2 separate regions of the Homo sapiens genome follow, and region 2 is linked to region 1. Evidence: read pairs that join two places in POLR2A ChIA-PET (ENCODE). Cell type or tissue: PC-3. All regions are shown on one strand. Each heading gives the region's core, and the rest is flanking DNA. Links, peaks and the distances in the headings are about the cores only. Region 1 holds the start of STH (saitohin). Region 2 overlaps KANSL1 (KAT8 regulatory NSL complex subunit 1).

The links. Peaks named below come from ENCODE experiments on the same cell type or tissue, not always from the same donor. Only the 100,000 strongest peaks of a DNase experiment are listed, where the experiment ranks them.
Region 2: POLR2A ChIA-PET joins it to region 1 with 10 read pairs; 2 of 35 experiments call an interaction of 5 or more read pairs at or near these places.

The regions. Positions count from the first base shown.
Region 1 is chr17:45,997,330-46,001,722 of GRCh38, forward strand. All of the region lies in intron 9 of MAPT (microtubule associated protein tau), which reads left to right. It overlaps STH (saitohin), which reads left to right and starts at 1,921. Exons shown (of 1, transcript NM_001007532.3): 1 at 1,921-2,365. The coding sequence starts at 1,951. The coding sequence ends at 2,337. In PC-3, for the core only: no CTCF peak of the experiment used is centred there; no DNase peak of the experiment used is centred there.
Region 2 is chr17:46,068,703-46,073,095 of GRCh38, forward strand. All of the region lies in intron 4 of KANSL1 (KAT8 regulatory NSL complex subunit 1), which reads right to left. Among named protein-coding and RNA genes, the nearest start is that of STH, 72 kb to the left of the region's middle. In PC-3, for the core only: no CTCF peak of the experiment used is centred there; no DNase peak of the experiment used is centred there.

The sequences.
Region 1 (4,393 bases), core at 138-4,137:
CACTAGCCAGGTGTGGGCGGGTGGGTTTCTTCCAAGGCCTCTCTGTGGCCGTGGGTAGCCACCTCTGTCCTGCACCGCTGCAGTCTTCCCTCTGTGTGTGCTCCTGGTAGCTCTGCGCATGCTCATCTTCTTATAAGAACACCATGGCAGCTGGGCGTAGTGGCTCACGCCTATAATCCCAGCACTTTGGGAGGCTGAGGCAGGCAGATCACGAGGTCAGGAGTTCGAGACCAACCTGACCAACAGGGTGAAACCTCGTCTCTACTAAAAATACAAAAATACCTGGGCGTGGTGGTGGTGCGCGCCTATAATCCCAGCTACTCAGGAGGCTGAGGCAGGAGAATCGCTTGAACCCAGGAGGCAGAGGTTGCAGTGAGCCGAGATAGTGCCACTGCACTCCAGTTTGAGCAACAGAGCGAGACTCTGTCTCAAAACAAAATAAAACAAACCAAAAAAACCCACCATGGCTTAGGGCCCAGCCTGATGACCTCATTTTTCACTTAGTCACCTCTCTAAAGGCCCTGTCTCCAAATAGAGTCACATTCTAAGGTACGGGGGTGTTGGGGAGGGGGGTTAGGGCTTCAACATGTGAATTTGCGGGGACCACAATTCAGCCCAGGACCCCGCTCCCGCCACCCAGCACTGGGGAGCTGGGGAAGGGTGAAGAGGAGGCTGGGGGTGAGAAGGACCACAGCTCACTCTGAGGCTGCAGATGTGCTGGGCCTTCTGGGCACTGGGCCTCGGGGAGCTAGGGGGCTTTCTGGAACCCTGGGCCTGCGTGTCAGCTTGCCTCCCCCACGCAGGCGCTCTCCACACCATTGAAGTTCTTATCACTTGGGTCTGAGCCTGGGGCATTTGGACGGAGGGTGGCCACCAGTGCACATGGGCACCTTGCCTCAAACCCTGCCACCTCCCCCCACCCAGGATCCCCCCTGCCCCCGAACAAGCTTGTGAGTGCAGTGTCACATCCCATCGGGATGGAAATGGACGGTCGGGTTAAAAGGGACGCATGTGTAGACCCTGCCTCTGTGCATCAGGCCTCTTTTGAGAGTCCCTGCGTGCCAGGCGGTGCACAGAGGTGGAGAAGACTCGGCTGTGCCCCAGAGCACCTCCTCTCATCGAGGAAAGGACAGACAGTGGCTCCCCTGTGGCTGTGGGGACAAGGGCAGAGCTCCCTGGAACACAGGAGGGAGGGAAGGAAGAGAACATCTCAGAATCTCCCTCCTGATGGCAAACGATCCGGGTTAAATTAAGGTCCGGCCTTTTCCTGCTCAGGCATGTGGAGCTTGTAGTGGAAGAGGCTCTCTGGACCCTCATCCACCACAGTGGCCTGGTTAGAGACCTTGGGGAAATAACTCACAGGTGACCCAGGGCCTCTGTCCTGTACCGCAGCTGAGGGAAACTGTCCTGCGCTTCCACTGGGGACAATGCGCTCCCTCGTCTCCAGACTTTCCAGTCCTCATTCGGTTCTCGAAAGTCGCCTCCAGAAGCCCCATCTTGGGACCACCGTGACTTTCATTCTCCAGGGTGCCTGGCCTTGGTGCTGCCCAAGACCCCAGAGGGGCCCTCACTGGCCTTTCCTGCCTTTTCTCCCATTGCCCACCCATGCACCCCCATCCTGCTCCAGCACCCAGACTGCCATCCAGGATCTCCTCAAGTCACATAACAAGCAGCACCCACAAGGTGCTCCCTTCCCCCTAGCCTGAATCTGCTGCTCCCCGTCTGGGGTTCCCCGCCCATGCACCTCTGGGGGCCCCTGGGTTCTGCCATACCCTGCCCTGTGTCCCATGGTGGGGAATGTCCTTCTCTCCTTATCTCTTCCCTTCCCTTAAATCCAAGTTCAGTTGCCATCTCCTCCAGGAAGTCTTCCTGGATTCCCCTCTCTCTTCTTAAAGCCCCTGTAAACTCTGACCACACTGAGCATGTGTCTGCTGCTCCCTAGTCTGGGCCATGAGTGAGGGTGGAGGCCAAGTCTCATGCATTTTTGCAGCCCCCACAAGACTGTGCAGGTGGCCGGCCCTCATTGAATGCGGGGTTAATTTAACTCAGCCTCTGTGTGAGTGGATGATTCAGGTTGCCAGAGACAGAACCCTCAGCTTAGCATGGGAAGTAGCTTCCCTGTTGACCCTGAGTTCATCTGAGGTTGGCTTGGAAGGTGTGGGCACCATTTGGCCCAGTTCTTACAGCTCTGAAGAGAGCAGCAGGAATGGGGCTGAGCAGGGAAGACAACTTTCCATTGAAGGCCCCTTTCAGGGCCAGAACTGTCCCTCCCACCCTGCAGCTGCCCTGCCTCTGCCCATGAGGGGTGAGAGTCAGGCGACCTCATGCCAAGTGTAGAAAGGGGCAGATGGGAGCCCCAGGTTATGACGTCACCATGCTGGGTGGAGGCAGCACGTCCAAATCTACTAAAGGGTTAAAGGAGAAAGGGTGACTTGACTTTTCTTGAGATATTTTGGGGGACGAAGTGTGGAAAAGTGGCAGAGGACACAGTCACAGCCTCCCTTAAATGCCAGGAAAGCCTAGAAAAATTGTCTGAAACTAAACCTCAGCCATAACAAAGACCAACACATGAATCTCCAGGAAAAAAGAAAAAGAAAAATGTCATACAGGGTCCATGCACAAGAGCCTTTAAAATGACCCGCTGAAGGGTGTCAGGCCTCCTCCTCCTGGACTGGCCTGAAGGCTCCACGAGCTTTTGCTGAGACCTTTGGGTCCCTGTGGCCTCATGTAGTACCCAGTATGCAGTAAGTGCTCAATAAATGTTTGGCTACAAAAGAGGCAAAGCTGGCGGAGTCTGAAGAATCCCTCAACCGTGCCGGAACAGATGCTAACACCAAAGGGAAAAGAGCAGGAGCCAAGTCACGTTTGGGAACCTGCAGAGGCTGAAAACTGCCGCAGATTGCTGCAAATCATTGGGGGAAAAACGGAAAACGTCTGTTTTCCCCTTTGTGCTTTTCTCTGTTTTCTTCTTTGTGCTTTTCTCTGTTTTCAGGATTTGCTACAGTGAACATAGATTGCTTTGGGGCCCCAAATGGAATTATTTTGAAAGGAAAATGCAGATAATCAGGTGGCCGCACTGGAGCACCAGCTGGGTAGGGGTAGAGATTGCAGGCAAGGAGGAGGAGCTGGGTGGGGTGCCAGGCAGGAAGAGCCCGTAGGCCCCGCCGATCTTGTGGGAGTCGTGGGTGGCAGTGTTCCCTCCAGACTGTAAAAGGGAGCACCTGGCGGGAAGAGGGAATTCTTTTAAACATCATTCCAGTGCCCGAGCCTCCTGGACCTGTTGTCATCTTGAGGTGGGCCTCCCCTGGGTGACTCTAGTGTGCAGCCTGGCTGAGACTCAGTGGCCCTGGGTTCTTACTGCTGACACCTACCCTCAACCTCAACCACTGCGGCCTCCTGTGCACCCTGATCCAGTGGCTCATTTTCCACTTTCAGTCCCAGCTCTATCCCTATTTGCAGTTTCCAAGTGCCTGGTCCTCAGTCAGCTCAGACCCAGCCAGGCCAGCCCCTGGTTCCCACATCCCCTTTGCCAAGCTCATCCCCGCCCTGTTTGGCCTGCGGGAGTGGGAGTGTGTCCAGACACAGAGACAAAGGACCAGCTTTTAAAACATTTTGTTGGGGCCAGGTGTGGTGGCTCACACCTAATCCCAACACCTGGGGAGGCCAAGGCAGAAGGATCACTTGAGTCCAGGAGTTCAAGACCAGCCTGGGCAACATAGGGAGACCCTGTCTCTACAATTTTTTTTTTAATTAGCTGGGCCTGTTGGCACTCTCCTGTAGTTCCAGCTACTCTAGAGGCTGAGGTGGGAGGACTGCTTGAGCCTGGGAGGTCAGGGCTGCAATGAGCCATGTTCACACCACTGAACGCCAGCCTGGGCGAGACCCTGTATCAAAAAAGTAAAGTAAAATGAATCCTGTACGTTATATTAAGGTGCCCCAAATTGTACTTAGAAGGATTTCATAGTTTTAAATACTTTTGTTATTTAAAAAATTAAATGACTGCAGCATATAAATTAGGTTCTTAATGGAGGGGAAAAAGAGTACAAGAAAAGAAATAAGAATCTAGAAACAAAGATAAGAGCAGAAATAAACCAGAAAACACAACCTTGCACTCCTAACTTAAAAAAAAAAATGAAGAAAACACAACCAGTAAAACAACATATAACAGCATTAAGAGCTGGCTCCTGGCTGGGCGCGGTGGCGCATGCCTGTAATCCCAACACTTTGGGAGGCCGATGCTGGAGGATCACTTGAGACCAGGAGTTCAAGGTTGCAGTGAGCTATGATCATACCACTACACCCTAGCCTGGGCAACACAGTGAGACTGAGACTCTATTAAAAAAAAAATGCTGGTTCCTTCCTTATTTCATTCCTTTATTCATTCATTCAGACA
Region 2 (4,393 bases), core at 99-4,098, 71 kb after region 1:
ATGTTTAGAATATAAAATGAAATAACAGATGAGAAAGAATAGAAAAAGTGTGATTTGCAGTATTCAAAACAAATTATATATTTACTAGGCTCAAAACGGATAGGAACAGTATGAATGCCAGTCATATAGCACCTCTGAGGTATAGGCAATAAAGCAACAGATGCAGCTATCCCTCAGTTCTAGCAATTGTTGAACTATCCCAGAAAGGCTATGGGTCTTTGACTCCTTACTTTATTTTTTTGAGATGAAGTCTCGCTATCCCGCCCAAGCTGGAGTGCAGTGGCATGATAGCAGCTCACCGTAGCCTCCACCTCCCTGGTTCAAGCGATTCTCCTGCTTTGGCCTCCTGAGTAGCTGGGATTACAGGCACACACTACCATGCTCATGTAATTTTTGTATTTTTAGTAGAGATGGGGTTTCACCATGTTGGCCAGGCTGTTCTTGAACTTCTGACCTCAACTGATCTGCCCTCCTCGGCCTCCCAAAATGCTGGGATTATAGGCGTGTGAGCCACCACACCTAACCTGTCTCCTTACACTTGAACTGACTCTGGGGCACGCTGAAGTTCTCTTTCCTATAAAAGCTTTCAAGGTAAATATTCCTATAAATGCTTCCTACAAATGCTTTCAAGGTAAATATTTTGAGGCTGAAATTCTACTTTTCAATACTGATTTCTTTTGTCTTTATACCCCCAAGGATAAAACACCAAAGGACTGAACCTGAAAGTAGTCCTAGACAAGCATCAAAAAGAACAGACTGAGGCTGGGTGTGGTGGCTCATGCCTGTAATCCCAGCACTTTGGGAGGCTGAAGCAGGCAGATCACCTGAGGTCAGGAGTTCGAGACCAACCTAGCCAACATGGTAAAATCCCATTTCTACTAAAAATACAAAATTAGTTGGGCATGGTGGCGCCTGTCTGTAATCCCAGCTCCTCCGGGAGGCTGAGGCACAAGAATCACTTGAACCCAGGAAGTGGAGGTTGCAGTGAGCCAAATCACGCCACTGCACTGCAGCCTGGGAAAGAGAGAGAGAGAGACTGTCTCCAAAACAAAACAAAACAAAAAACAAACAAAAACAAAAAACAGATTGGGAAGATAATCTAAAAGTTTTAATACAAATTATCCTAAAATACAGATCAAACTATATACACAGACAAGTCATATAAGTATGCTACAATGAGTGAACACCGAGAAAAGGCTGTCTTTTTTGTTGGATATCCTGTACATCTACTAAGATATCACAAACATCTTGAACAATTGTCAATGCTATCAAAAATTACAGTAAATCTGGCATAGACACATTGCCTTAAGCTCTATGCAGATTTCCCTTGGAAAGCAACACGGTATTAAGCAGCAAGAGCTATAAGGATATTCCTATCTTCTGACAAAATATTCTAACCAATTTTTAAAAATCTACCCTAAAGGAGTAACTCAACAAACACAGCCCCAAAAATCTTATTCACAAAGGTGGTCACTGCAATGATATCTATCAATAATCTAAATGTTGTAAGCATTATAACTATAGTTATCAGTTGTGGTACACCAAATCAAAATATTAAAAAGAATCATAAAGGATATTTCTTCTCTTATGGAAGAAGAGATTTCAAGAGAAAAAAATAATAGTTTAATATAGTTGTAGTGACTAAAAATATACATACACAGATAACAACAAGACAAAGAGTGTTACAGTTGTAAAACTATTCTGAAATTTTCTTTACATTTTAGGTAATAGTTTTATATTAAAAAGAAACCCCCATAAAACCAAATACCCTCCTGAATGCTAGTAAGGATTTACTACACAGGGGAAACCTCAAAAAGGCTAAACAAATATGGTATGACAAAGAACAAGAAAAATCAAAAGAATTTAAGATTCAGGTTGGTATTAACTAACAGATGTATAACTTCAGGCATGTTATAGGTATTCTAGATTTCAGAAGTTCTGGTTTAGATGAAAAAGTTTCCTTTCAATAGAAAAATGCTGTTTAAAAATGCTGTTTGTTTTTATTTCGGCATTAAATTATGGCAGTGATTTGATTTATATATGGTATATATAATTTATATGGTATATTTGATTTATATATGGTATATATAATTTATATGGTAGTGCCTTCACGTGTTCTAGAAGGTACTACGTTTAAGTAACGGGTTGACTGACTCTCCATTTGATTAAGTTTTTCTGGTAGGGATTATGAGATTTAACTGCAAGAACACTTGTCAAGATAAAATGTTGCCATTCTCTAACAAAGTCTCATTTCAAAACATTTATCTTTCTTATACAAAGTCTAAAGAAGAATATGTCAAGTAAAATCACCAGTAATGTCACGATCCATATAGCTAACTACTACTGCTATAACAGCCTGTCTTGTTTCTCATGTCTGCAGGTGTATATATTTAAATGCTATTCAGCTTTAACATGAATGTTATTGATTTTCTTATAGAAACCTGAATCTTCCTGGAGTAATTCAGCCCCCAAATCAAAATTGAAGTCAACAGGCAACACATTATTAACATGGAAATGTTGTCAAGAACATAGAGGTATACAGAGGTCAAGAGCATAAACATCAGAAAGGGACTGTGGCTGGCCTGCATTCCCAGCCACAAAAAAGAAAGCACTGGATACTCAGGAAGGATCTACTTAAGATCTTGGGAAATTCTGTAATCAAGCTAGTATCCAACAGCAGGCATTTGGACATGTCCTGCAACCCATCATCAATGCAAAGAGCTTAAAATATTAATCCCAATCACAGTGTTCCATTTGGAAAAAGAAAAACATAACACACAAACACATGTAATTTCACCTAGCTCCTTAAATGCAGGCACTCTCCCTTGAGAAAAAATGAACATTTCCTATCCTGCAGTCTAAAAGGCTGCAAATGCAGAGGATAAACATTAACAAACACTTAAGAAATATTAAATCCGCATACTAATTTCAGCTTATTACTACTGCAGTGGTTTACATCATTAGTGTTTTTAGAAAACTAAAGCATGACTGAGATATCTGCTATCCAATAGGCAACTGCAAAAAGGATGAAAGAACTTAAGACTCTCCTACCTAGAAAATAAGGATTATCACTGAAGCTTCCATTTGAATTTTATTTGATGTTGAGATGAACTCAGGGTTTATGCATCCCACAGCCAGAAAGAAAGAGTAGAAAAGCTAAAGTGGTAGACAGAGTGCCTCTGTAATCCCCTCCTCTCCAAAGCAGGGCCCTAGGGGATTATCTTTTGGAGTAATCTTACAGTTAAAGGTAGCAAGGAGGGTTGCTGAATTGCTCCCCCCACCCCTCCCCCCGCCCCGATTGAAAGGGCCAGGTGTACAGCATAAAATTACTAACATAGCAATGAGATTCAAATTTGTTATTCACATAAAGCAGGCATCTCATTCATTACTCCACTCTGGGCCAGATCAAGTAAGCGTGACAAAGAGGCCTTGAATGAAAAGCTAAAACTAAATAGTTTTTACGGGGGTCGTTTTTTCTAGGGTCTAAGAACCAATGTCTACTAGATTTGTTTCACCAAAAAGTAGAGAGGGTTAAGGGGTAAAAACAGAGAGCCACACACTTAAAAGCACACAATAAAATTAAACTCTACCTGCAAATATGTATTTTTACTTTATTCAATTAATGCCATGTCACACCTGCTTGCAATGTCATTTTTTAAATGTATCACATTCGTTTGGCTAGAAAAGTCAACAGTTCAGTTTTGGTTAGTTATTCCCTTTCTGACAAACATTAAAATGGAAAGAAAATGCTAACTGGGTGACAGGAATTTAACTTATTCCTGGGTTAAAATAGTTTTTGACTTTGTATGATTGATTTCATGTCTCAAGCCCACCCCACCCCCATTTCAATGATACTGAGCATAGTTTCGCTTAAATTCACCAAAATATTGCTGGCCTATAAATAGTATACTAGCCATTTCCATTAGCTAGCACCATGGCCATAAAATTGTACTAAACAAGAAGTGGAATGTTCTGAAAATTCCATTTTCACTAAGTTATTGCCTAGGCTTTAATTTCTGCCTATGTGGGGCTATGTGCCTCACTTTCCGGCTTCTGCAGGTTGAGGATAAAAGAAAATCTATAAAATTACATTATAACAATTTTGAACTCATTTTTTTAAAGTTTTGATTAGCATAATGCTGTTACTAATCCAATGGTTCCTAAGCCTAAGATTTATGTTTACCAACACTTGAAAATAACTATCTAGAATTTAAAGAAATATAGCAAATGCAAAAATGCATCTTAAATTCTTATTGTTCAACTTATTTATCCATAGCCCAATTTATTATAAAAGACCTAACTTGTCAGTGTTTTCTAACACTGTGGGTCAAATATTTCTTGGCCAATATCTGTCCCTTTACCTTCTATCCCAAAACCCTTGTCAGGCCAATGA